2 separate regions of the Homo sapiens genome follow, and region 1 is linked to region 2. The links are chromatin loops, found by intact Hi-C in ENCODE. Cell type or tissue: Calu3. All regions are shown on one strand. Each heading gives the region's core, and the rest is flanking DNA. Links, peaks and the distances in the headings are about the cores only.

Region 1 (12,941 bases), core at 5,603-9,602, 110 kb before region 2:
TAGAGTTGGGGCTGAGAATGAGAAAGTGTTGAAAAGCTCTGAGTGAGTCAGGGCTCCCATGCTCTGTGGCCAATGAGTGTTCTCACGATGGGTGTGGACTAATGATGCTGCCTAGCAATGCTTATTGGGCTTGAAGAGGGATTGGCGGGTTTAAGGAAGATGAGGTGAGCCCTCTGTGTGAGGTGCTGAGCCGCGCTGACTCATCCCACGCCAAAAGAAGCAACCCCATTGGAAGAAGTGAAGAGAGAAAGTGGAGGAAGATTGAGCCTCTGGTGCCCAGGCAGGCAGAAGTGCAGCAGCTGGCTATCCACCGAGTCTAATGTCTTCCTGGCAGGATGCTGGCACACAGAACAACATGATTTCACTTAATTCTAACACCAAGTCTTGAAATACATTAAATGGGTATCATAAATGCATCTACAAGTAGCAAACCCTCTTAAAGGAGTTTAATAACCTACTCAGAGTCACACTTAATACCGTGACTGTTGAATTCTGCCAGAACCAGAATTCAAAACTAGATCTATTTGATCTATTTGTTAATACATATCAACTGTGTGTTAACAGAGTATCTACTTTATATTCACTTTTATCACAATTCATTAGTTTAATAAATAGTGTAGCAGACATGCTATGTGCAAATTCACAAAGTTGGGAGAAATTACAAAAAGTGTTGTAATCAGATTTGGGGAACTCAGTATGTGCATGTATGTGTGTATATTTGTTGAGGGGGTGTGTATAGACAGCAGTACCTAGGGGAGTATGTTTAGATAAAGAAGAGTTTTATTTTGGTTTTAAAATGAAAGATAACAGGCCAGGTGTGGTGGCTCATGCCTGTAGTCCCAGCACTTTGGCAAGGTGAGGTGGGTAGATCACTTGAGCCCAGGAGTTGAAGACCAGCCTTGGTAACATGGTGCAACCTTGTCTTTATAAAAAATACAAAAATTAGCAGGGTGTGGTGGCATACACCTATTGCCCCAGCTACTTGGGGTCAGGTGCTGGGGTGAGAGGATTGCTTGAGCCCAGGAGGTCAAGGCTGCAGTAAGCCATGATCCACGCCACTGCATTCCAGCCTGGGTGACAGACAAAGACTCTGTCAAAAAAAAAAAAAAAAAAAAGAAAGAAAAGAAAAAGGAAAAAGAAAGAAAGATACCAAGAGCACATTTGTGTCCCCACGGGAGTAGGCAAAGGAGAGTAAAAGAATGGTGACAGGAGGAGGGTGAAGACTAAAGGTCAAAGTTTCAAAGAAGGTCAAAGGGATGGGACCCAGAGCACAGGAGGGAAGGACGGACCCTTCCTCCACCACAGGGAAGAGAAGCAGGAGGCAATAGGAGAGATGCAGGTGCCTTTTGTGAAACTTGCAACGTCTGCCTTTACAAAACAAGGTCTGTTTTTATATGGTCTTTTTGGTCCATTTGCCATTACGCACTTTTTTTTTTTTTACAGCTTTATTGAGGCATACTTAACATAAAATATACTGTACATATTTAAAATGCACAATTTGATAAACTTTTACTTACACATACACCCCTGAAACCATTGCAACCATCGAGAGCATGAACATAACCATCAACCACCTGAGTTTTCTCATGTCCCTTTGTAATACCATCTTCCAAGCCTTCCCCAGCCCCACCCCTCCCAGGCTAACACTGATCTACTCTCTGTCACTATAGATCTATTCGCATTTTCTAGACTTTTCTATAAATGGAATCCTACCACATATACTATATTTTGTCTGGCTCCTTGTGCTTAGCATAATTCTTTTGCGATTCCTCCATGTTGTGTGTGCATCAATCGTTCATTCTTTATGTATTGCTAAAAAGTATTCCAATGTATGAATAAGCCACAATTTGTTTATTCACTCACCTGTTGAAAAATGCCTGGATCATTTTCAGTTTGTTAAATAAAACTGCTATGGACATATTCATGTACAAGTTTTTGTCCAGATATATGTTTTCATTTCTCTTGGCTAAGTACCTGAGAGTGAAATGACTGGAACATATGGTAGGTATATGTTTAACTTGGAGTAAAACTGCCAATTTTCTTCCAAAGTGGCTGTACTCTTTCATGCTTCCACCAACCACATTCTAGTTCTTCCACATCCTTGCAAGCACATGATATGAACAGTTATTTAATATTGTAACCATTCTGATAGATGTGCAATCTTATCTCACCATGATTTTAATTTGTAATTCCCAACTAATAAATAATATTGAATATATTTCATGTGCTTATTTACCATCCATGTATCTTTTGTGGTAAAATTTTGCTCAAGTCTTTTTTCCATCCTTTTTTTAAAAATTGAGTTTTAAGAGTTCTTTACATGTTCTGAATACAAGACCATTAACAGATATTTTACTTGCAAATATTTTCTCTCAGACTATGGCTTGTCTTTTCATTCTCTTAATAGTGTTTGTCACATAGTAATAGTTTTTCATTTTTATCAAGTTCAAATCATCAAATTTTTATGATTTGTGCCTTTGGTATAATATCTAAGAAATATTTGCCTTACCCAAGGGCACAATAATTTTTCTCTTTTTCTTCTTATAGGGAATTTACAGTTTTAGTTTTACATGTAGGTATATAATCCACTTTGAGTTAATTTTTGTATATGCCATAAGTTGTGAATCTAAGTTCACTGTTTTGCATAGGAATAACCAGCTATTCCAGCAGAATTTACAGGAAAAACTATTCTTTCTCCATTGAATTACCCTTTCACTTTTGTCAAAAATCAATTGATGACTGGGCACGGTGGCTCACACCTGTAATCCCAGTACTTTGGGAGGTCAAGGCAGGTGGATCACTTGAAGTCAGGAGTCCGAGACCAGCCTGGCCAGCATGTTGAAACCCGTTTCTTCTAAAAAATGCAAAAATTAGCTCGGCGTTGTGCCGGTCATCTGTAATCCCAGCTACTCAGAAGGCTGAGGCAGGAGAATCACTTGAACCCAGGAGGTGCAGGTGGCAGCGAGCCGAGATTTCAGACTGCACTCCAGCTTGGGTGACAGAGTGAGACTCCATCTCAAAAAACAACAACAACAACAAAAAACCCACAATCAATTGACTATATATGTGGCTTTACGTCTGGACGCTGTTTCAATGATCTATTTGCCTACCATTTCAGCAATGCTACTTCATCTTGATTTTCATAGCTTTAAAATAATTTTTAAAGTCAGGTAGTAGGATAAGTCCTCCAATTTTATCTTTTTCATAGTTGTATTGGCTATCCTAGGTCCTTTGAATTTTCATATAAATGTTAGAATCATCTTGACAATTTCTGCAAAAATATCTACTGGGACTTGAACGGGATCCTATGGAATCTATACACCACTTTGGGGAAAATTGACACCTTTTTTAAATTTTAGTTTGAAATAATTATTGGTTTACAGGAAGTTGCAAAGATGGTACAAAGAAATACAGATGCCCTTCAGTCTGTTTACTCAAAGGTATTTATTTGTTCAATGTGTGTGTGCAGTTCTATGCCTTTTTATCAAATGTAGGTTTGTGTAACCACTATCACAGACAAAATACAAGACTGCTCATCACCACAAAGATCTCCCTTGTGCTACTCTTTTATGCTCTTACCCACCTTCCTCTCCATCGTTCCTAGCCTCTGGCAACCACTCATCTGTTTTCCGTCTCTATAATATTTTTGTTTTAAAAATGTTATATGTGGATTATATATAACATTTATGTTATATATGGATTTATGTTATATGTGGATATATATAACATTTATATATAACCTTTGAGACTGGCTTTTTACACTTAGCATAATGCTTTTGAGATCCATCCAAGTTGTTGCATGCATCAATAGTTCATTCTTCTTCATTGCTGAGTAGCATTCCATGGTCTGGATATACCACGGTTTGTTAAACCATCCATCTATTGAGGGTTATTTTGGTTGTTTATGGTTTTTGGTCATTACAAATAAAATTGCTGTGAGCAATTGTGTACATACAGGTTTTTATACATATGTACATACTTGTTTCTCTGAAGTAAATGCCCAGGACTGTAATTTCTTTCCTTTTTTTACCTTTTTGTTGTTGTTGTTGTTGTTGTTGTTGTTGAGACAGAGTCTCGCTCTGTTGTCCAGGCTGGAGTACAGTGGCACAGTCTCATCTGACTGCAACCTCCACCTCCTGGGTTAAAGCAATTCTCCTGCCTCAGCCTCCTGAGTAGCTGGGACTACAGGTGCATGCCACCATGGCTGGCTAATTTTTGTATTTCTAACAGAGATGTGGTTTCACCATGTTGGCCAGGCTAGTCTCAAACTCCTGGCCTCAAATGATCTGCCCACCTCAGCCTCCCAAAGTGCTGGGATTACAGACATAAGCCATCACACTCAGCCACAGGATTGTAATTTCTGAGTTGTATGGTATGTGCAGGTTTAGTTTTGAATGACTTCTACTAAATTCTTTTTCAGAGAGGCTGTGACATTTTTAAATTCTTATCAGCAATGTATGAGAGGTCCAGTTTCTTTACATCTTTATCAGAATGGGGCATTGTCACTTTTTTTTTTATTATGTTAGCTATTCTGATAGGTATGTAGGAGACATACCTATCATTTTAACAATATTGTAACATTTTAACAATATTGACTCTTCCAACCCATCAATACAGTGTATCTTCATTAGGTCTTCTTTAATTTCTCTCAGGAATGTTTTTGTAGTTTTCAGTGTGCAGATATTGAATATCTTTTGTTAATTTAATTCATAGGCGTGCCACATTTTTGTTGCTATTGGAAGTATCATTTTTAATTTCAATTTTCAGTTGCTCATTGCTAGTATATAGAACTACAATTGATTTCTGTATATTACTTTTGTATCCTGCAAACTTTTTAAACTCAGTTATTAGTTCTAGTATATTTTTGTAGATTTCTTTAGATATCTACGTAGACTATCATGTTATCTGCAAATAAAAACAGTTTTACTTCTTTCTCCCCAACCTGAACACCTTTTATTTTATTTATTTCTTTCCTTATCAAACACTGACTAGAACTTCTAGTATAAGATGGAATACAAGTGGTTGATGGCAGTCATCCATGCCTTGTGGCTCATCCTAGAGTTAAAGCATTCAGTGTTTTACTGTTATTGAATTCATTGTAGGGTTATTATAGATGCCAGTTACTAGGTTTAGGAGGTTTTTTCTCCTACTACAGTGCTGAGAATTTTATAAGAAAAGAGTATTAAATTTTGTCGAAAAATTTCTCTCACCACTCATTTTACTGAGGTGGTCTGAAACCAAACTTACAATTATCACCAAGGTATGCCTATATAACAACAATAAGACAGAAAAAATTCTATCAGTACTATAAAGAATTGGGTTTAGTTGCTGCTTGCCTATGGCGACCTACATAAATCATTCTGCAACTAGATATAGTATTTGAATTGCCAATGCTATCATCACCCATTTCTGGTAAGGGTAGAGGCATGATATAGGACAGGAGAAAACCATTCTCTTTAAAAAGTTTAATTTTTAGTTCTACTCCCCAAGTTATTATAGGAGATTGATTGGCTATGCAACCCACCTACAGAGAACAGCAATTTTTACTACAGCCAAGAAGGAAATAAAATTGTTTCTCTAGGCCCTCCATGCTATTGAAAGGGGATACATTGTATTTAGAAGTTTGACCTCTGGTAGATGTACCAGGCACAAAACCATTACAGACTAAAGAAAGATTTGATGGATGCCAAGAACTTAGGAAGGAGAGCTGCCTTGAAGCAATAACACTATGTCATGTTCCTTGCATACTGAAAAAACTTTCATCAAACTATTTTGTGAGACTTTTTGATTTTTCTGCAGTTCACTCTTATAACTCTTTGCAAGGCCAAGGTAAGATATGCCCACACTTGAAGATTCTTCCTAAGAGTTTTCCAAATCAGAATTTTTCCCAATTCCTCTGGCACATTCTACTGATCATCCACTTATCACCTGACTCCTATTGAAGTACAGCGTTCATTAGTCAGAAGAACGCAGGATTGGGGAAGATCTTAGAGTTATTCATTTACTCCTTGGCATTCTTCCTGTTCTGTATGCCAACTGATGTTCTGTGCACTTTGTATGATTAACTCACTTAATCATTAATCATTTAATCATTCCAATAACATTTATTGAGCTCATACCAAGCTTTTACAATATATTAGGACTAATGCTTGCTGTAAAATAGCCCTTCTGTCAAGGAATCCACAGTAAGTTAGGTGAGGTAAACATGTAACACAATGTCTTATAATTACCTCTTTAAAAGCAATGACTAATTATGCAAAGAAAAATACAGAATGAGGGAGGAAGGATACCTAATCTAGGAGACAGGAAAGAGGGAACATGTTAGGAAGAGCTTCCTGAAGGTGCCATCTGAGTGCTGAGTCTCAAGCAAGAGCCTGTAGAATGGAGTGAGGCTGTGATGGGGCATGGTGGGTGGGGAGAGGGGGCAGGACATCTCAAGCAGAAAGGAGAATGGGAACAAATGCACAGAAGCAATAAAGACAAGATCTATGAAAGCCACGACCAGCTTCTTGTTGCTAGAGCATAAGGATTGAGACAGGCAGTGCAAGAGAGAAGGCTGAAGCTATGGACGGGGTTAAGTGAAGGAGCATAGTCTTTGACCTGCGTAGACAATGGAAATCCACTGAAGAATTTTAATTAGGGGATAAGTGGTCAGATTTATATTTTATATGTTTCATATAGCTTAGATAGTCTGGTGGCAATGGAGGGAGGTGCATAACTGGAAATGTACAATCAGGACATTTGTACTATTAGAATTATGAACTTCAGCATAATATATATTCATATTATTAATGTAGTAAACTGTTTTATAGTGTATTAGTCTATTCTCACACTGCTATAAAGAACTGCTTGAGACTGGGTAATTTATACAGAAAAGAGGTTTAATTGGCTCACAGTTCTGCATGGCTAAAGAGACCTCAGGAAACTTAGAATTATGGTGGAAGGTGAAGGGGAAGCAAGCACCTTCTACACAAAGTAGCAGGAGAGGGAGAGAGAGCAGGGAAACTGTCATTTTTAAACCATCAGATCTCCTGAGAACTCCCTCAGTATTACAAGACCAGCATGGGGGAAACCACCTCCACAATCCAATCACCCCCCACCAGGTTCCTCCCTTGACACCTGGGGATTACAATTCAATATGAGATGTGAGTGGGGACACAGAGCCAAACCATATCATATAGCTTTCTGTAGTGTACTTGAATATGCATTAAATAATAAATCAACTATACTGAGAAAATCTTAACTTTAAAAAATTTTTCATTAACTTAAATTTTTTCTTTTTTCTTTTTGTTATTTACTTGAAGGGAGCCATGTTTAGGCCCATTTCTGGTTAACAACTAAAGGGAATTGAAAAAGCAGTTAAACCTTTTCTCTTCTACTCTCGTCACAGCCATCGATTAGCTGTGAGTCATTGGAGCAAGGCTCAGGTTTCTCAAACATAAGATAAAGGGATTAGAATAAATGGTGCTTAAGTTCTGTTTAAGCATCAAAGTTCTATGAAGCAATGTTTATTGTATTTAACATTTTCTTAGTCTTCAAAGGGAATTGAAGGCAGATACGTAAGTGCCTTTATATATTTTATCTCTCAGTGTTTCTGAATAGGATAAGTAGTGTGAATATATGTGATAATTAAACCTCACAGATCTGCAACATGAACAGTGTAGAATTAAATACGCATACAGTGCTCATACTAAATAGGAGATAATGCATTTTTGCATATGCCAGTGTATCCAACTATCCAGAATAAACTTATGTGCCAAAATAGTGAGTAGAGTTTAATTTTTATAACTTAAAACATTTTTTTAAATCCCTCTTTACTTTTTCTTGAACGATCCTCTGATTGTAATTTGGAAAAAGCTGAGAACTGGCTAAAGGCTTTAGTCAAGAAAAAAAGTCATTCCCAGTTGACCTATTTTGGACTTATAACCTCCAGAACTATAAGATAATAAACTTGTATTGTTTTAAGCCCCAAAGTTTGCGATAATTTTTAACAGCAGCAATAAGAAACTAACATACTTCCCATAGCCAATTTGTGCAGTGAAACTTCATCTTCCTCAGCAAACATGCTTCCCTCTCTGTGCTCCTGTTTTTAGGGGCTGGCATCATCACCATATACCTATTTATCCTACTAGGAGTCATCTTTGATCTCTACCTCTTCACCACATTTACTTCATCACCAATTCCTGTTCATTCTTTCTACCTCTAGAGTAACTCCTCCATTCTGTTGTATTTCCCTGTTACTGCTGTTTTCAGGCTACAATTTTGAACTGCTGGAGTTTTGTATTCAACTCTAGTCTATTCTCTGTACTTTCAAATTTTATTTATTTATTGTTGAGACCCACAGGAAGAAATAAATTCCACATCAAGATCTAGGGCACACACACACTTCTGAAGCAAAAGCTTCATGAAACAATATTTCCCATACTCTTTTGCAGTATATGCTGATATTTTCTATCCTATGTATTTAATTTTGTAAAAATCCAGCTATTTGTGATTTATTGCAATGGTTTCGTAACTGACAAATGGATCATGACCTGTAGTTTAAGAAGATATTTTTCTACATGGCCACCAGAATGCTCTTTCCAAAATACAATTATTTTTCCTTAAAATCTTTCAATGCCTTCATTACTCTAAGGATAAAGTTCAAACTCTAACATTGTTTCTAAGATCCTCCATCACCCAGTCTTCTTATCACAGTAGCTTCGTCTTTCTCCACTCTAACTGGTTCATTTTCATTTTACAATCCAACCTTACCTGCTTACTTTCTGGACTCAGATTGAGTCTCTGGGCCTTTGCAAGTCGTGTTACCCTTTTCAGACTGTCTTCTACATATCCTCTTCTTATAGCTAATTCCCACTTAGTCTATTTTCTTAGATTAAACCTCACTTCCCTCTAAATGCTTTCTCTCAATGCCTGGACTGGGTTAGGTGTCCCTTTCGCCCTCCTGCATTCTCCCTTAGCACCCAGGACCCCCTGAATGGCAGTGCTTATCAACCTGTATTTAATAACAATAGTGCTGTTTAAGAATAGAGACTGGGTTTTGTCCCCTATGAAATACCTAGAAGGCCTTCAGTAAATGCTTATTGGATGAATAAGTGAAACCTAAAAATTTTTTAAAAGTCAATTACTTTGAACTAAAATTCTATTAACATTTAAATTGTCAATAGTAATAACTTCTTGAAATATTCTATTGGGATAGAAAACAAGTGGTCATTGCTAAAATGGCAATGTGTTTCAGGCCTATATCTCATTTGTACTATTACAAATATCATGGCAGGTAGTAAGAGGTAGGATGTGCTTTGCTTTGTTAAAACCTGGTAATAGTGCAGGGACTTGCTTAAAGCAACATTTACTATCCTTCACATTCAAGAAGACCCTGGTTTATAACCTGGTTGGTTCTTTCTCTTTAAGAACATTCATAGAAGAGCTTTAGTTGCTTTACCAGTGAGCCAAACCATCTATGACAGTTCACTTTTATGGTCTTTGAAGATGCTATTGGCTGATTTTCTGTTCAGCAGGTCATTTCTACCATTTAACCACCCAAATCATTAAAATGGACGAAATAAATTATTCACTAAGACACTGTCTTATGACCAGGGACAAGATGTCTTGGCAACGACTTGGTGTGTATGTTTGTCTCATAAAGGGGAAATCAATAATCCCATCACCAATATCTAGGTTGTCCATCTGTCTAAAATAAACACACAATCATTTATTTCCTTCTTTGGATGTCAACCAAGCTTTTAGAGCAGTTTTCTTTAAACAGCATGAATGCACATGGGTACATATGGACAGAAACAGACACACACATTCTCCATGAGAAAAGAGAGCAAGTTCTATATAAGGAACCCATGATGGGAAACAGCCAAGTGAAATGCACCTGGATGTCTGTGTAAGCAGTCATAAGATTGCCAGTGGCCAGCAGAAGACGAAAGGGAATGCCTGCCTAGGAGAGAAGAGCACGCCTTGTGCAAACATCAAAGCGCTGCTTCTAAGAGGGGTAATTTTTATATTGCTATTGGCAGACATGGATACTAATGCAAATCATTCAGGGCCCTACAAAAGGCCTGACATATTCTGAACTTGATGGGAGCTGGTTGGGACTGTGGCATTTATCTCCTTCCAATCTTTTAAAGTGACATGACGCCTTCCTGTCTCCAGTCTCAGGCTGACCACTTGGGGTAGTTGCTTTCAGGCCACTGTGACAAGAGCTAACCGCTGTGGTTTTGTGTTTGGTGTGACAGGGCAGCTATCCAGAGCTGAAAACAATGGAGACTGAGACAGAGAGGCTGCATTCGCTGAAAAGTTTTTTACAGCACTCACTTGCAATGTTCAGTGTTCTCTTAAATAGGGTAAATGTGGCCCATGGGGAAAAATGATCTGTTGAGGTGCGGGATGAAATGATTAGGATGCTATTTACGTTAACTTACATTTAATTTCTGTTTTGCATATATTTTATAAAATATACAATATATTAGTACAATTGTTCATTTGGTATAAATAAATACGTTTATTTCCTGGAGGAACAAACTAAAACATTTTTATTAATAGAGATGCATCATCAGGTAAGTTTTCAGGTTACTGGTGTTTTTGCTCAGGTTAATATACGCATTTATTGAAGAGGGTCTTATTTTTGCCTCTAAAAGAGCTCTTCAGATTCCAGAGTTCTGTTTTTTTGTCACTCTTTCTTTTTGTTGTTAATTATCTCTTTGCAAGAATGCCATCTATATCTAAAGGTAGTCTGTAATCTGTTGCTATTGTTCTAGCACTTTCTTCAAAGAAACGTTTACTTTAAAAAATCACAGAGGGAGGTAAAATTTCTCTGAGGTTCTTCATTGATTTGCATGACATTAAGAATTTGTAGGGAAAGTGAATAATTGGATATTGCAAGATGCAGTATTTCCTAGGTTATTTTAAGTGGTGGGCTTTATTTCATCTGTATGTGTTGTAAATACAAAATCAAGAGTGAAATTGGAATGTGTGAGTATGTGGAAAGTATATGGTAAAAAAGTAATTAGAACTAAAAAAGTGAACAGAGCAAATAGTAAAAACAAAACAAAACAAAAACACCCAAAGTGCACAGACACAAAAGTGTAATTAATAGGTGCTATTACTGGCAGAGATAATACTCAGGAAAACAGGTCTTCCATCTATTTTGAAAATTATTAAAATAGAATAATGTTTCAGTGAAATTCAGTTCTATTTATTCACACTATTAGCTGCAAATACCTCTATCCTCACATCTTGGATCCTGCTAACTTCCCCCAAAGGCCTCTCTGAATCCTATAGTTGAAAAGTCTCCTAATCAAGCCTTTATATAAAATTGGAAATAAATGGAAAGTAACATGAAAATAAAACAAATTAAAAAGATGTCATTGCAATAGGGTGACAGTATTACACATATTTTTCTTTTGATTTTTTTCTTTTAATGTGCTATCCTAATAATTTAACCAAATATAAAAAGCAAGTAAGATTGAGACTTTGAGGTATAAACTGTGGTATTCTTTTTTTTTCTTTTTTGAGACAGAGTCTCCCTGTTTCCCAGGCTGCAGTGGTATGATCATGGCTCACTGTAGCCTCAACTTCCCAAACTTAAGTAATCCTCTCACCTCAGCCTGCTGAGTAGCTGAGACCACAGGCATGCACCACCATGCCTGGCTAATTTTTTAATTTTTTGTAGAGATGGGGTCTCTCTATGTTGCCCAGACTGGTCTCAAACTCCTGGTCTCAAGCAATCCTCCTGCCTCAGCCTCCCAAAGTGCTGGGATTACAGGCATGAGCCATAGCACCCAGCCTAAATTTTGGTGTTCTGATGGTCAGTCAATACCTACATATGAATGTAATCCCAGCAGAGGGAAGACATTCGTAACAGTAACTAGGTCTTTGCACATATTCTGTGTAAACTGCTATCTAACGTTATCATAAGGGATATGTATGCCTTTTGAAGAATATCCAAGTCGCTTATTTTTTCCGTTTACTGATATTTCTTTTGAGAAAGAAATCAGAAACTAGTTGATTTTAGAAGTAAGGAGAGTGATCTCCTTTTATCTGGAATAACTGGGCTGGGCATCAGCCTGCTGACAAAGAGTTGACCCACTATATCTGAGACACAGAAATATAACTTGGGGGCTCTGAAGGCTCTCTTGGAGCTGTTGACTCAACATCTTGGATGTCAATAGATATCTCAACCTCAACTGATCCAAAGAGAAACTTCCAACCTTCCCCACTCCCTCACCCCAAACCTATTGTACCCACAGCCTTCCTCATCTCAGTTTTGGCAACTCCGTCCTTCTGTTGAGAGGACCAAAATCAGGGAGTCATCCTTGACTCCTCACAGTTAAACAATTTATCAGGTAGTCCTGTAGACTCAACCATCAAAACACATCCAGACCCTTACCATTTCCTGCCCTCACCAGGGCTACTGCTCACTCAAGCTACCATCATTAATTGCCTGGAATATTGATTGCAATTGCCTCCTAACGGTTCTTGCTGCTTCTGTCTTTGCCTCTGTACGGTCCCTACAAAGAAGTAGCAATAATGCTTTAAAAACGTAAATCAGGTCATGTCACTCCCTTGATCAAAACCTACATTGGCCCCCACTTACACTCAGAGTGAGAGTCCAAGTCCTCGCCATGGCATAAGGCCCTCTCTGAGCTGCCACACCATTGGGTCTATTTTCTCTTGTTACTCTCCCTGTGCTGCCCTGTTCCAACAACTCTGACCTCCTTGCTTTCCTCAAAAATGCCAGGCACACATGCTCTCTTTTTAGGGACTTTGTGCTAGCTTTTCTCTCTGCTGGAATCTTCCTTCCTGAATACCTATTTGGCTTTCTCCCTTATCTCACCTTCTCAATAAAATCTGATTTGGCCACCTCATTACTACTATAACCTCCCAGCTACGCTTCCACTGACCCTCTGTACTTTCAAGTTCCTTTGCCTCAT
Region 2 (12,941 bases), core at 3,875-7,874:
TCTTCTGTGTTAATAGGGTGGAGACGTGGACAATGTAGAAAAGGATGTGTATCAAGGGAGGGGGCAAATAATGGGCTGTGTGAAACCCCTCCATCATCTCAAGCTTTCAGCAAAGTCTACCACACAAGCAAATGTCTTGTGTGAGTGAAGTTCTCAGGGGTAAAGAGACTGTGTTTCACATCTTGGACAATATGGTGCAGAAACAGCATTTGAGGAACAGCATATGCAGCAAGAAATGTTAAGGGGCATGTAAATATCATACCAATCACCACTTATTCCCTCCCTCCATCCTCCCTCTCAAAAGTACTTTTGGAAAGATTGGGAGGGATTCAAGGCTACTACAGCTTACAGGTTAGGGTTGAAATAAATCTCATTTTAATCTCAATAAGCAGGACAACTCAATCTACATGTAGCCTACAGTTTTTATTTAGATCTAGTTCTCTTAGGCTTTGTATTCCTAGAAGGCAGAGATTTGGGGATAATTTGCCTCTGATTCCCCATGCTTTGCTTACTAAAATGTATATACATGCTAAATGATGTTGTAGTTGCTAGAAGGAAGGAAGGAAGGAAGGAAGAAGGGAAGGAAGAGGAAGGAAGGAAGGAAGGATTTTATAGATTCTTTAAATAACTAGACAGAGAGTTTTTACTCCAAAGAGCAATTTTGAGCTCCAAGATACTAATTTATAAAAGATAAAAATAAGCGTGAAAAAAGTTTTCTATAAGTTACCGATGACAAATTTTAATTTTTAATTATACCAGGGGAAAGAAATGTCAGAGGCTCTTTTTAGTTAGGCAAGTTACCAAAGACATAGGTTATGAATAAATATTAATTGGTCTAGAGCTAAAATAAATTAGGTTAAGATAATTCTAAAAATGTTTATGTTAACAAAGACTCCAAACTAAAGCCCATCATGTTTATGCAACATTTATGCAAATATTTACAGCCTTTTCAATAGATAGTTTACTCCTGTGATATTGGAGTTTGTAAAATAATATTTTGCATGCAAATTATTTTATAGTTGGTTTATATAAACAGATTGGGGTTGGCTTGGTATAGCACTTGGGCTTATCTGTAGAGCAGCTATTAGAGCTATATACGGTTTTTGCTATCATCCAAGAACGTTACCTTCAATTAGTGAACGATATGACCCCAGTGGGATGCCATCTACTCAGGAGCATTGTAAAGCACTTTTAGATTTGACAATGGCCCCATAGAACTCACTCAATAGGATGGGCTGTACTTTAAACTCATAAAGCTCAAGGAAGAGAACACAGCTTCCTTGCGTTGAATCAATGGAGACAGCAGGTGCCAAAAGAAATTCAAGACTCAATGTACACATGAAATTTTTAATAGCATTACTTTCTATAAGGACAATAATGCTAAAGAATGAGTCAAGGCGGCCGGACGCGGTGGCTCACGCCTGTAATCCCAGCACTTTGGGAGGCTGAGGCGGGCGGATCACGAGGTCAGGAGATCGAGACCATCCTGGCTAACACGGTGAAACCCCGTCTCTACTAAAAATGCAAAAAAAATTAGCCAGGCGTGGTAGCAGGCGCCTGTAGTCCCAGCTACTCAGGAGGCTGAGGCAGGAGAATGGCGTGAACCCGGGAGGCGGAGCTTGCAGTGAGCCGAGATAGCGCCACTGCAGTCCAGCCTGGGCGAAAGAGCGAGACTCTGTCTCAAAAAAATAAAAAATAAAAAAAAATGTTTAAAAGAATGAGTCAAGGCAAGGTCATCCTTATGAAGATATCAAAACTACCCGCTCCAGATTAGTCTCTGTAAAATCACTTTTTTAAAAAGTTTATAACCGATATAGTTAATACCCCTCTTTCTTGAGTGCCTCAAAATTCTGCTTTTGATTCAGAAGACTTCTATGTCAGAGTTGCTTGTGTTAAGCTGCCCCATTTATTTTTCCTCAGCTATACTATATATTCCATCTCTTTCTGTGCTCTTAGACCCCAACTATTCTCTATTTCTCTAGATCATACCCAACCTTCAAAGAAGGTCCAGTCTCCCAGTCACCTCCTTATACTTTTCTCCAACACTGCCACCCTTAAGTGATTATTCCCACCTCCCAGTACCCATAACTGTCTGTGTCATTCATTAGTCATTGGGCAGAAGGCACGTTGTAAAGTAAGAATCTCAGCTTAAACCTAGGTGATGATCGCTGCTTTAAGACTCCCTGCCCAACTCCAAGGCTATGTCTACTGAGACCCTGAGAATCTGACTATGGTATGGAAGCAAGAATCTCAAAGTGCTTGCATCTTTTAGACTATTATTAGGCCTATCCTGTTTTCTTCTGGCACAATGCCAGAAAATAAACTTTCCCTTGCAAACTATTCATTCCCCTGCCTAGAGAGAGGCTAAATGAGGGTTTCAGCCATCCATCTTTACTCAACTTTTTTTTTTTGTCAAACTCATTATTATACATAATCAAAACTGAGCTCTTAAAAACCTAGGGTACTTAACATAACTATTATTAATCCTGAATTGTTTTACCCTAACTAGAATCATATAAGAAGTCTCACTGTAGACCATAAGGTCCTAGGGCTGGAAAGGAATTTAGAGTTTTATTACTCCAAATCTTTGTTTTATTAAAAGAGAAAATTGAGACCCAGAAAGAATTAAGAATTTACCCAAAGTTCCAAAGGGGTACAGTAATGGAGCCAGGTCTTAGATTTAGATGTCTTGATTTCAGTTTACTATACTCCTTTTATGCCTTTCTGCCTCTTCTCCTCTAGGGAATTCCCTAGGTAAATATATACCCCTTCTTCTTAAAAGAGGATTATCAGCCAGGCACAGTGGCTCATGCCTGTAGTCCCAGCACTTTGGGAGGCCAAGGCGGGCAGATCACGAGGTCAGGAGATCGAGACCATCCTGGCCAACATGGTGAAACCCTGATTCTACTAAAAATACAAAAATTAGCTGGGCATGGTGGCATGCACCTGTAGTCCCAGCTACTCGGAAGGCTGAGGCAGGAGAATCACTTGAACCCAGGAGGCGGAGGTTGCAGTGAGCTGAGATTACACCACTGCACTCCAGCCTGGTGACAGAGTGAGACTCTGTCTCAAAAAAAAGAGAGAGAGAGAGAGGATAGTCTTGGTCAATACGATTTTTGAACGTGACAAACTATCCCCATTTTCTTTGCTCTACCAGAGTTCTTGACAAAGAGCATAAAGGAATCCTGGAGGTGGTGAGATTAATTGAAGGACAGACTTGAGTCAGATAACACTACCTGCTCCTTCACAGCGTCAAATGGATTAAATGTGATAATGCAAACAGCCTAACACACATAATAGGTTGATATATGATGACTTGCTTTTTCCTGAACTCCAGAAATCAATTTCAATAATCAGGTGGGGAAACCAGCAGGGAATCCAATGTCTGGAACAGAAAAATGATGATGGTGGTCAAAATAAAATTTTCTGTTTTAAAATAAATGCACATGAATAAAAATATGAAAAATTGAAAATTCTAGCTTGGAGACTTATTTATTCTTTTAGGGTACCAGTCTTTTTATTATTACAGTGTAAGTGGAGAATGTTTCACCATGGACACAGTTGTGTATGCTAAATAGAGATTTTACATTGCTTGAGTTTCCATTCGAGTTTGGTTTTCTGAGCATCATGCCTAAGGGAACAGCCTGACAACTACATCATATCATTTGTGAGTTAACTTTTTAAATCTGAGTTTAACAAATGGAAATGAGATTTAGAAGCTAAAAGAATAAAGAGGCATAAAAATAGCAAGAAAGCCTTAACTCTGTGGCTCCAGATTATTCTGATGTATCGACTGACAAATTTTTCACTTTTCTAATTTATCCTCTTCTTTACTGTTTACTGACAAGAAAATTATTTCTATAGGAGATCTTTAAGATTCTTCATTTGTGTAGTAAGTAGATTACAACAACAAAACTGCAAACTCCTTAGAAGTAAAAGAAAATGTAGTTTTTCAAACATAGAGAAGTGAAAATAATGATGACTTTGAGCATCTATTTTGTGCTAGGTACACTCAGCTAGGTAATTCTGGATGTGTCATTGAGCCTTGCCATAATTTTTCAAGGCAAGTACTATTAATCTATTTCACAGAAGAGAGGCATAGAAATTAGTTGGCTTACCCAAAACACATGGATGATAAAGAGTGGAGCAGTCAAACCTGCCACTATAGGGCCCTGCCAATTCCTATGCAGCCTTCCTTAAAAGAAGCAATGGAAATATATTTAGCTTTAGAGGCAGGAGATGTAGGCTAGAACTCAGGTCTTTATTTATAAATGTTTGGAGCTTAGACAAGATAGATGGTTGTCTGGGCTTTAATTTCTTTATCTATAAAATGAGAATGCTAGCGCCTACCTCAAAGTGTGTTGTGAGGAATAAATGAATCCCTACAGTCTGTGAAAGTGATTTTTAAGCTGCTGAAAGCAACCAAAGGGAAGGTGTTTGGTGGTGGCTCTCTCAGTGCCTGCTACAATGATCTGCCACCTCCCACTCACCTTTCAGGATGGCCTTGAGGAGTTTGTGGACAGTGGATGCCAAGGTCAACACAAGCAGCAATGTGAGAAGATGAGTTACGAACCTTTTTAGGAGCTCTGAAAGGCTCAAGCACTCAATAAAATAGTTCTTAGAAATTTAGTTTTTCAAAAGCAACTAAAACAGCCTTGCAGAATTACAGAAGCCAGGAGAATATTTTCAAACCTTAGTTAGAAAATGAAGACCCTTGAGTAACTAGGCAGAAACTTTAATCGAATATACCCCATTAGATTTTCAGGAACGTATAGAAACTATGTAGCATAAAGGTTTATTTTTTCAGATAAGGAACATGAGATCTGGATACCATACTAATCAGTAGCAGAATTGGGACTAGAACCCAGGCCTCCTGGTTCTGAGTCTGTGCTACTATCTACTATATGAATTGCTCCTCTAAATGCATTCAAATGCATAGGAATGGCATTGACAACAAAGTTAATGACAAAGTATTAACTATTAAGGCCCACCAGTATGGACCTGGATGGGTTTGAACTTACCGTCTAACCTTGAGCAAGTTACTTCACATCTGTGCCTCAGTGCCCTCATCTGTAAAAAGTATTATGATAATGCCAATTTCATGGATTATTATGAAGGTAATGCACAGAAAGTTCTTAACACAGTGCCAGTCGTTGCTCATTTCTTAGTTATTGTATAATCATCAATCCTCTGCATGTCATCAAACCAGAATTATGACTACCTGTGCCTCTCCTTTTTAGGATAACAGCAAACGATCTGGGAGCCTACCAGGAGACAGCCTGGATGTAATTTAGGCAGATCCTGTCTGCTTCTTCCCATATTAAGCAGAGTTTGAAGCAATCATAACATGATAGGATGTGCCTTGATATGAGGGGATAAAAGGAGATGTAGCACTCATTCTGAGAATTTGAGCCTGAGTCCCAGTTTTTTCACCTACAAATGAGAATACTAATACTCGTTCTTTTTAACTTTGTGATACTCAAAACTGTCAGCTTCCATAAAAATTATAGACTATTCATTGTTATAGAAATTTAAAGCAAAAAGCAAAAATGCTGGTGGTTTTTCTTCTTGGTTTTATAAGCCACAGCCTCTCAGTGAAGTGGCTTTTTTACTTCCTTCTCACACTCAATATCTGGGGATTTAATGTCAGAAGTGGGTTAACATTTTATTAATTACATTTGATCTCATGGCCATGAACTTGGGTATTTGCTCACCTCTAACAAGGAAAATGTGGTCGTTGCCTTAGAACATGAGATCCTTTCTGAATAAATTGCGAAAGTCTTTTCAACAGCCTACTTGTTCTTTTTACATAGGAGCTTAGCTTTGGAATTACGTGAAAGCCACGCTAACCAGCTACCTGCTTTGTGTACTGTCCTAACAATTTGGCCTTTGATTTTATGCTTCTTTCAAAAGCATACAAGCAATAGGCAAACATTATTCATCAAACTGGTTTGATGACATTCTTTTGAATTTAGCTTTTTTTATTCTCCTATGGCACAGTCACATCTATTCTCAAGGCTATGATGACCCACGTGTGCTGAGGCCTCTGGGCAGAAGTGCCACATTAGAGCTTTCATTGGACAGATCAAGAGCTCCAGAGTTCCTGCTGGCTGCCTAAAGAAAGATATTTAGCATTTTCTCTGCGATTGCCTCCTTCCCTTGCCACAGTTTTCTCAGAGTTGTCTTAGAGGAAGTATTCATCTATATCTCTGTTAAGAGCTTTGATGCATAAGGACCCCGCTTGCAGGGGCTGTGAGGCTGCATCTGGCAGATGTGTTGATGTATAACTAGCAAAATGATTTAAGTTCAATCTGATCAATACTGTGGTTAGTATTAGCCTCACACTCCTCCTGTGCATCCTTCACCAAGCCCACAGTTTCTGCCCAGCCATGGTCCTTGAATCTATACTGCCTGATGTGGACACTTGTGTTAAGAATAGCTACCCTCAAAGGTACTCGCACTGTCACATTTTGAACTTCTCTGCCCTTTCTTCCTTTCCTCCCTCCCCACTCAATCCCCAACTTCACATACCCAGAAATCCTAGAAGCTTCCTCCCAGTAATCTCCTTGGAAGAAGCTGACCAGGCTCAGGGGAAATAAAGTAGTAGAGAAGTCCATATTGGCCTCTTCCTGTGGTTTCAGCTCTAAAAGGGAAACAAAAGCCCTAGTTGGAGACTGACCAGCTGTTTACCCACTTCACACACATGGTAAATGTTCTCTGCTGATAATTCTTGTTTCCATTTGACTAAGTGAGAATCCTTATGTCTAGGGATAAAGTGACTGACTCCAATGGGAGGTCACTTTCAGAAGAAACAGAAATAGATGGATTCCACAGCACTAACCAATGCTAATATTGGGTGTGTTAAAAATAAACATGTGTTTTCCCTCAGTGAAATACAACTTCCCCAACCATTTCTTTTTTCCTTTCTCTTTCTCAATATTTCATTAATGCAAACTTTTCCTAACTCAAAAGGTATTCCTGCATACAGATTGGTTTCCACTAAGAGAAGTATGTTTTGATAAAATTTACGCAAAGTGAGCACCATAAACATAGCAGCATAACATCACCTATGGTCATGCTGAGATTGTAACCAGTGAGGTAAATCTGAGCCAAAGACAGCTTTATATCTTTTAGTGGCTTTATTCCCTTTCAATTCAGTGGCTTGCTGAAATAGCTGTAATAATTAAACAGAGAACTTCTAAGCTATCTAGATTATATAAAGATAGGTGCTAAAAGTCACACTAGAGTGGGAAAAGTTTTGTGTGGCAATATGGCTAGGTTACTAAACTGCCTTATACAGAACCTAATGCAATTAGTACTTCTGACCATAGACTTTCCACTCCTTTTTAAAACAGTAATACTAGCAAAGAAGCAATAGAAAACAAAGAGATCACAATGGTAAACTCAGAGGTTCAGATATTTGCTCTGTCGCTTACAGTTTATATGAACTTGGACAGGTAATTGAACATTTCTGTGTTACTTTATTCATCTATAAACATGAATATTAGTAATACTTTTCTCTCAGGCCTGCTTTGAGGATATGAGAACACACACATGCATACATACATACATATACATCCATACTTACATACATAAACACACAGATATAGTAGTGCTCAAAAAATGTTGGATGTTGTTAACATTTGCTGCTATTAGGTTGGTGCAAACATAATTGTGGTTTTTGCATTGTTGGAATTTGCCATTTGATACTGGAATACATTCTTAAATAAATGTGGTTGTATTATACATCATTTTAATGCACATTTCTCACTTTATTTTATTTTATTTTATTGTTATTAGTTTTTGCTAATGACATACTACTTGCTGTTTATTTTATATTTATTTTAGACTATGGAAATGATGTTAGACCAAAAACAAATTCAAGTGATTTTCTTATTTGAGTTCAAAATTAGTGTAAAGCAGCGGAAACAATTCGCAAAACCAACGACGCATTTGGCCCAGGAATTGCTAACGAATGTACAGTGGAGTGGTATTCGAGAAGTTTTGCAAAGGAGAGGAGAGCCTTGAGGATACGAAGCAGAGTGGCCAGCCATCAAAAGTTGACAATGACCAGCTGAGAGTATTTATCGAAGCTGATCCTCTTAAAACTACAGGAGAAGTTGCTGAAGAACACAACGCCGACCATTCTATAGTCATTTGGCATTTGAAGCAAATCGGAAAGGTGAAAAAGCTTGATAAGTGGGTGACTCATGAGCTGAGTGAAAATTAAAAAATCGTCGTTTTGAAGGGTCGTCTTCTCTTATTCTATGTAACAACAATGAATCATTTCTCAATCAGATTGTGATGTGTGATGAAAAGTGAATTTTATATGACAACTGGTGACAACCAGCTCAGTGGTTGGATCGAGAGGAAGTTCCAAAGCACTTCCCAAAGCCAAACTTGCACCAAAAAAAAGTCACGGTCACTGTTTGGTGGGCTGCTGCCAGTCTGATCCGCTACAGCTTTCTGAATCCCAGCAAAACCATTACATCTGAGAAGTATGCTCAGCAAATCGATAAGATGCATCAAAAACTGCAATGCCTGCAGCCGGCATTGCTCAACAGAAAAGGGCCAATTCTTCTCTCAACAATGTCTGACCACATGTCACACAACCAATGCTTCAAAAGTTGTACAAATTGGGCTATGCAGTTTTGCCTCACCTGCCATATTCATCTGACCTCTCGCCAACCAACTACCACTTCTTCAAGCATCTTGACAACTTTTTGCAGCAAAAACACTTCCACAACCAGCAGGATACAGAAAATGCTTTCCAAGAGTTTGCCGAATCTGGAGGCATGAATTTTTAGGCTACAGGAATAAACAAACTTATTTCTTGTAGGCAAAAATGTGTTGATTGTAATGGTTCCTATTTTGATTAATAAAGATGTGCTTGAGCCTCATTATAATGATTTAAAATTCATGGTCCAAAACAGTAATTACTTTTGCACCAACATTTCTTGTGTTCTTATTATGCACCAGTACAGTGCTAAGCATTTTACATGTGTAAATTCAGTTATTTCTTACAACCACTCAAAGATGTAAATAATATTATAGGCTCTTCCAAATGATGGAGATACTAGGGGCCAAGTTTGCTAGACAACTTGCCTTAGGTCACACAGTTAATAAGCAACATTGGGGCTCAGGCCTTATTAGAGCACCTTACTAGACACTCTGGATTGCCTCCCCACTGTTGAATGCTAGACAAAGGACTCACTGCCCAGGCTGCCATTTGCAAGTAGCCGGCCATTCTGTCTATAGCGTTGAGTCATCAGAGTATACATATGGACATGCAAACACCAAAACATCTGAACTATTTGGTGTGTCTACCTCCCATTTATTCAATAATTCATTCAAAAGCATTTATTGACAGCTTGTTCTATGCCAGGCTCTGTGCAAGTTCTGAAGGGTCCAGAGATGACTGAGACAAGTCCTTGCCCTTGGGAGCATTCCAACTCAAGTCAGGGGAACAGAAGTATTAAAAACAATTATACGTGGCTGCCTGCTACCTAGCGCTGTGCCCTCAAATAAAAAGGAGGCTTCCAAGGTGAACTGAACCAATGCCCAGCCCTATGCCCAAAACCCTCAAGGTAAGAATTTTCTTCTTCAGTTCATCTTCCTCAACTGATAATTAGTCCACACATAGAGAGTCACTTTTACCAGTAAGCTATTCCACTGTGAGGGTTTCAATTTCCTTCGTGTAGCTAGAGCTATTCCCAAAGACAAGTCTTCTCATAAGCAACCAGCTCCCCATAGGAATCCAACATTTTCCATAATCTCTTCCATTTTTTATTATATCTTTGAGGTGTTACTTAGCTGAACAAGAAAAGCAGTTTTGCTTATGACTGGGTCTTCGCTTAGATTGAAATAGGGAATCCTCATTGTTTTATCTTGACACCAAGGGCTTAAGGATCTTAGGCCCTTGCAGACTATAAAAATGTCACTAGGAAATTAAAATCTTAAAGATAAAAATAGTGGCATAGTTTTATTTATTTTTCCATTCTATAAATACTTATTGAACATGTAAAATGAGCCAGGTGCTTGACAGGGAATAAGGAATACAATAATATACAATGGTAAAATGGTCCTTCCCTTTAGACTTACAATCTGGTGAATGAGACATAGAGAGATGGAAAAATTTGAAGTACTATTAATATTAATCAGTATAGAGCAGGATGCAGTCACATGAATGGTAGGGGAGATAGACTGTTTAAGACATGGGGATAACATGTGCAAAGGATCAGACATAAAAATGTGCAAAGAACACTACAAAGACTAAAAGGAAAACAATGTTGTATGGCTAAACATGAAATAAAACCTGAAATATGGCAAGACATAAAACTGGATATTTTTTTCTGGTGGGAGATTTAACATGCTCCAGGCCTCAGTTTTCTCATTTTCAAAACAAGAAAGGTTGGGAGGCCAAGGCAGGTGGATCACTTGGTCAAGAGTTTGAGACTAGCTTGGCCAACATGGTGAAACTCCATCTCTATTAAAAATATAAAAATTATCCAGGCGTGGTGGTGTATGCCTGTAATCCTAGTTACCTGGGATGCTGAGGCAAGAGAATTGCTTGAACCTGGGAGGTAGAGGTTGCAGTGAGCCAAGATTGTGCCACTGCACTCTAGCCTGGGCGGCAGAGCGAGACTCCATCTCAAAAAAAAAAACAAAAAACAACCAAGAAACATGTTAACTGTGTACATAAAATACCTTCCAGCTTAAGTTAAGTGACATTAGCTTCCCTACAACCACGAATGAATACCCTGAGGACCCTCATCCTCACTGCCTATTAGAGGGGCAGCTGTTTTTCATGAATGAATCTGCAGGAATAGTACCATCTGATTCAGTGTTTTCTTTGTGAGACATTCTCTGAGAATAGACTTTTTTCCAACAAGACACATAATTTCCATATCAATAAATGCATTTCAGTTCCTTAAGGAGAAAGGCTTTTTTCCTAAAAAAAGACCAAGATGTCCAAAGGGATGACAAAAGTTGAGTAGTTCTGTCTTATGTGGCCAGCGAGGGCAAAGAGCAAAATAGAAAAAGTGCCATCAGTAAGATTCAGAGCAAGCCCACTTAATACAATGCCATCTGTCCAGTGGTTGATCAATAACACAGACCTAAAAGAGGAGAGCTGGGTCTATACTGGCCTTCAGCATTATCTCCTTGCACTGTTTTCAAGGAATTAAGGAGCTTCTTTGTCCCTTAACTCTTCAACCATCTAAGATATGAATAATCATAATATACTTTACTTTCTGAAGCATTTTGTGGATCAGGAAGTCCTTTTATATGAATTATCCTACTCAAGCCTCATGAGAACCCAGTGAACTAAGATTTCTTATCCCTTTTGTACAATGGGAAATCTTTGGTTCAGAATAAGTAACTCACCATGAGCCTCTCATTGGTCAATGGAGCTTTACAAACCAAAGACTCTTTGGATTTGCTCTGTTGCCAAAGAAAACTCTGAAGACCGGTTGGTGTGAAGGTTCTTGCCAAAAAATTTAAAATAAAAATGAAAATTTAACACATCTGACTTTTCTTTTCTGTTTGTTCCTCATACATTAAATATGATATTTAACCAATTATCTCAACTGCCTCTCAACTGCAGAAAGTTAACCTTTATATGGAATGTATTTTAATATTTTATCAATCCAGACCTAGCACCAAAAGATGATTTTATAAATTATTTCATCTACTACATCCTTATTTTCCTTCCACAAGATGGAAATTAGCATATTAATCACTGCTAACATTTTTTGAGGATTTATTATTTAAAGGCACTATACTAAGTGCTTTTACATGGATTATCTTGTTTTATCCTTAAAACAGCCTCATGAGGCTGAATATTTATTATGCCCATCTTCTTTTTTTTAGACAGAGTCTCACTCTGTCTCCCAGGCTGGAGTGCAGTAGTGTGATCTCGGTTCACCGCAACTTCTGCCTCCTGGGTTCAAGCGATTCTTGTGCCTCAGCCTCCCGAGTAGCTGGTATTACAGGCACCCGCCACCATGCCCGGCTAATTTTTGTATTTTAGTAGAGACGAAGTTTCAAAATGTTGGCCAGGCTGGTCTCAAACTCCTGACCTCAGGTGATCCACCCACCTCGGCCTCCCAAAGTGCTGGGATTACAGGTGTGAGCCACCACGCCTGGCCTGTGCCCGTCTTCTAGATGAAGAATATGAGGTCTTAAATGAGTTAAGAGATGCTCAAGTTTTCATAGCTAACGAAGAGGTGGGGCCAAAATTCAAACCAAGACACTTCATTGCCAAACAGTGTCTGTGCTCTTAAAGTCCGATGCCTCCCTACCCCAAGACTCCCTCCGACAAGCAGCAGGGTTCCATAAAAAATAAAGGCAGTCTGTGCAATCCATGCAATCTCAAGGTTATGTGTGCAATTACTGATGGGGGTATAGGCATAGAACATCACACACTTCCTACCTTTCAGCTAGGATGACAATTTCAGTCTACTTCACAGGGATTTAGAGTACCATTGAAACTGCTTCTGAAGATACGCACTCTTCATATTCAGAGGGAGCCCCAGCCCCACTGTGTTACTTTACCAGTGAGAGAGAGGGAACAGCAAGTACCTTCCAGGAGCCTGGCAACTGGCCAGCCTGTGATCAAGACCCTAGATTGGCAAGATTTAAAAGTGCAATCAGTCAACATGGGGGGAGGGAAAAAGCTAAGTGGTCCATATAGGAATCAAATGCACGAATCTGGCTTCATTAATATGCCTCATTAATTAATCAAACAAACTCATCAAAACTGCATTCAAGTTTATGGGCAAATCGAGTTTATGGGCAAAAAGGCAAAGTCACCTTGCAAGTCTTATAAAAGAGAAGTGCTGTTCATTTGCTCATTTTATTATATTGTTTTTCAAACATCATATCAAATTGCCCCTGGTGTTGAAAGGAGGCCTTGCCTGGAATGCTGGTGGCCCAGGAGG

What was found. Hi-C counts contacts between places; a loop is a spot of excess contacts. Peaks named below come from ENCODE experiments on the same cell type or tissue, not always from the same donor. Only the 100,000 strongest peaks of a DNase experiment are listed, where the experiment ranks them.
Region 1: a loop joins it to region 2, with 4 times the contacts of the local background. A loop is called at or near these places in 1 of 110 quality-filtered maps.

The regions. Positions count from the first base shown.
Region 1 is chr1:168,794,113-168,807,053 of GRCh38, forward strand. No RefSeq gene overlaps it. Among named protein-coding and RNA genes, the nearest start is that of LINC00626, 14 kb to the left of the region's middle. In Calu3, for the core only: no CTCF peak of the experiment used is centred there; a DNase peak (open chromatin) is centred at 7,399.
Region 2 is chr1:168,901,328-168,914,268 of GRCh38, forward strand. It overlaps LINC00970 (long intergenic non-protein coding RNA 970), which reads right to left. Exons shown (of 5, transcript NR_104091.1): 4 at 6,532-6,643; 5 at 2,578-3,385. Among named protein-coding and RNA genes, the nearest start is that of LINC00626, 120 kb to the left of the region's middle. In Calu3, for the core only: no CTCF peak of the experiment used is centred there; a DNase peak (open chromatin) is centred at 5,954.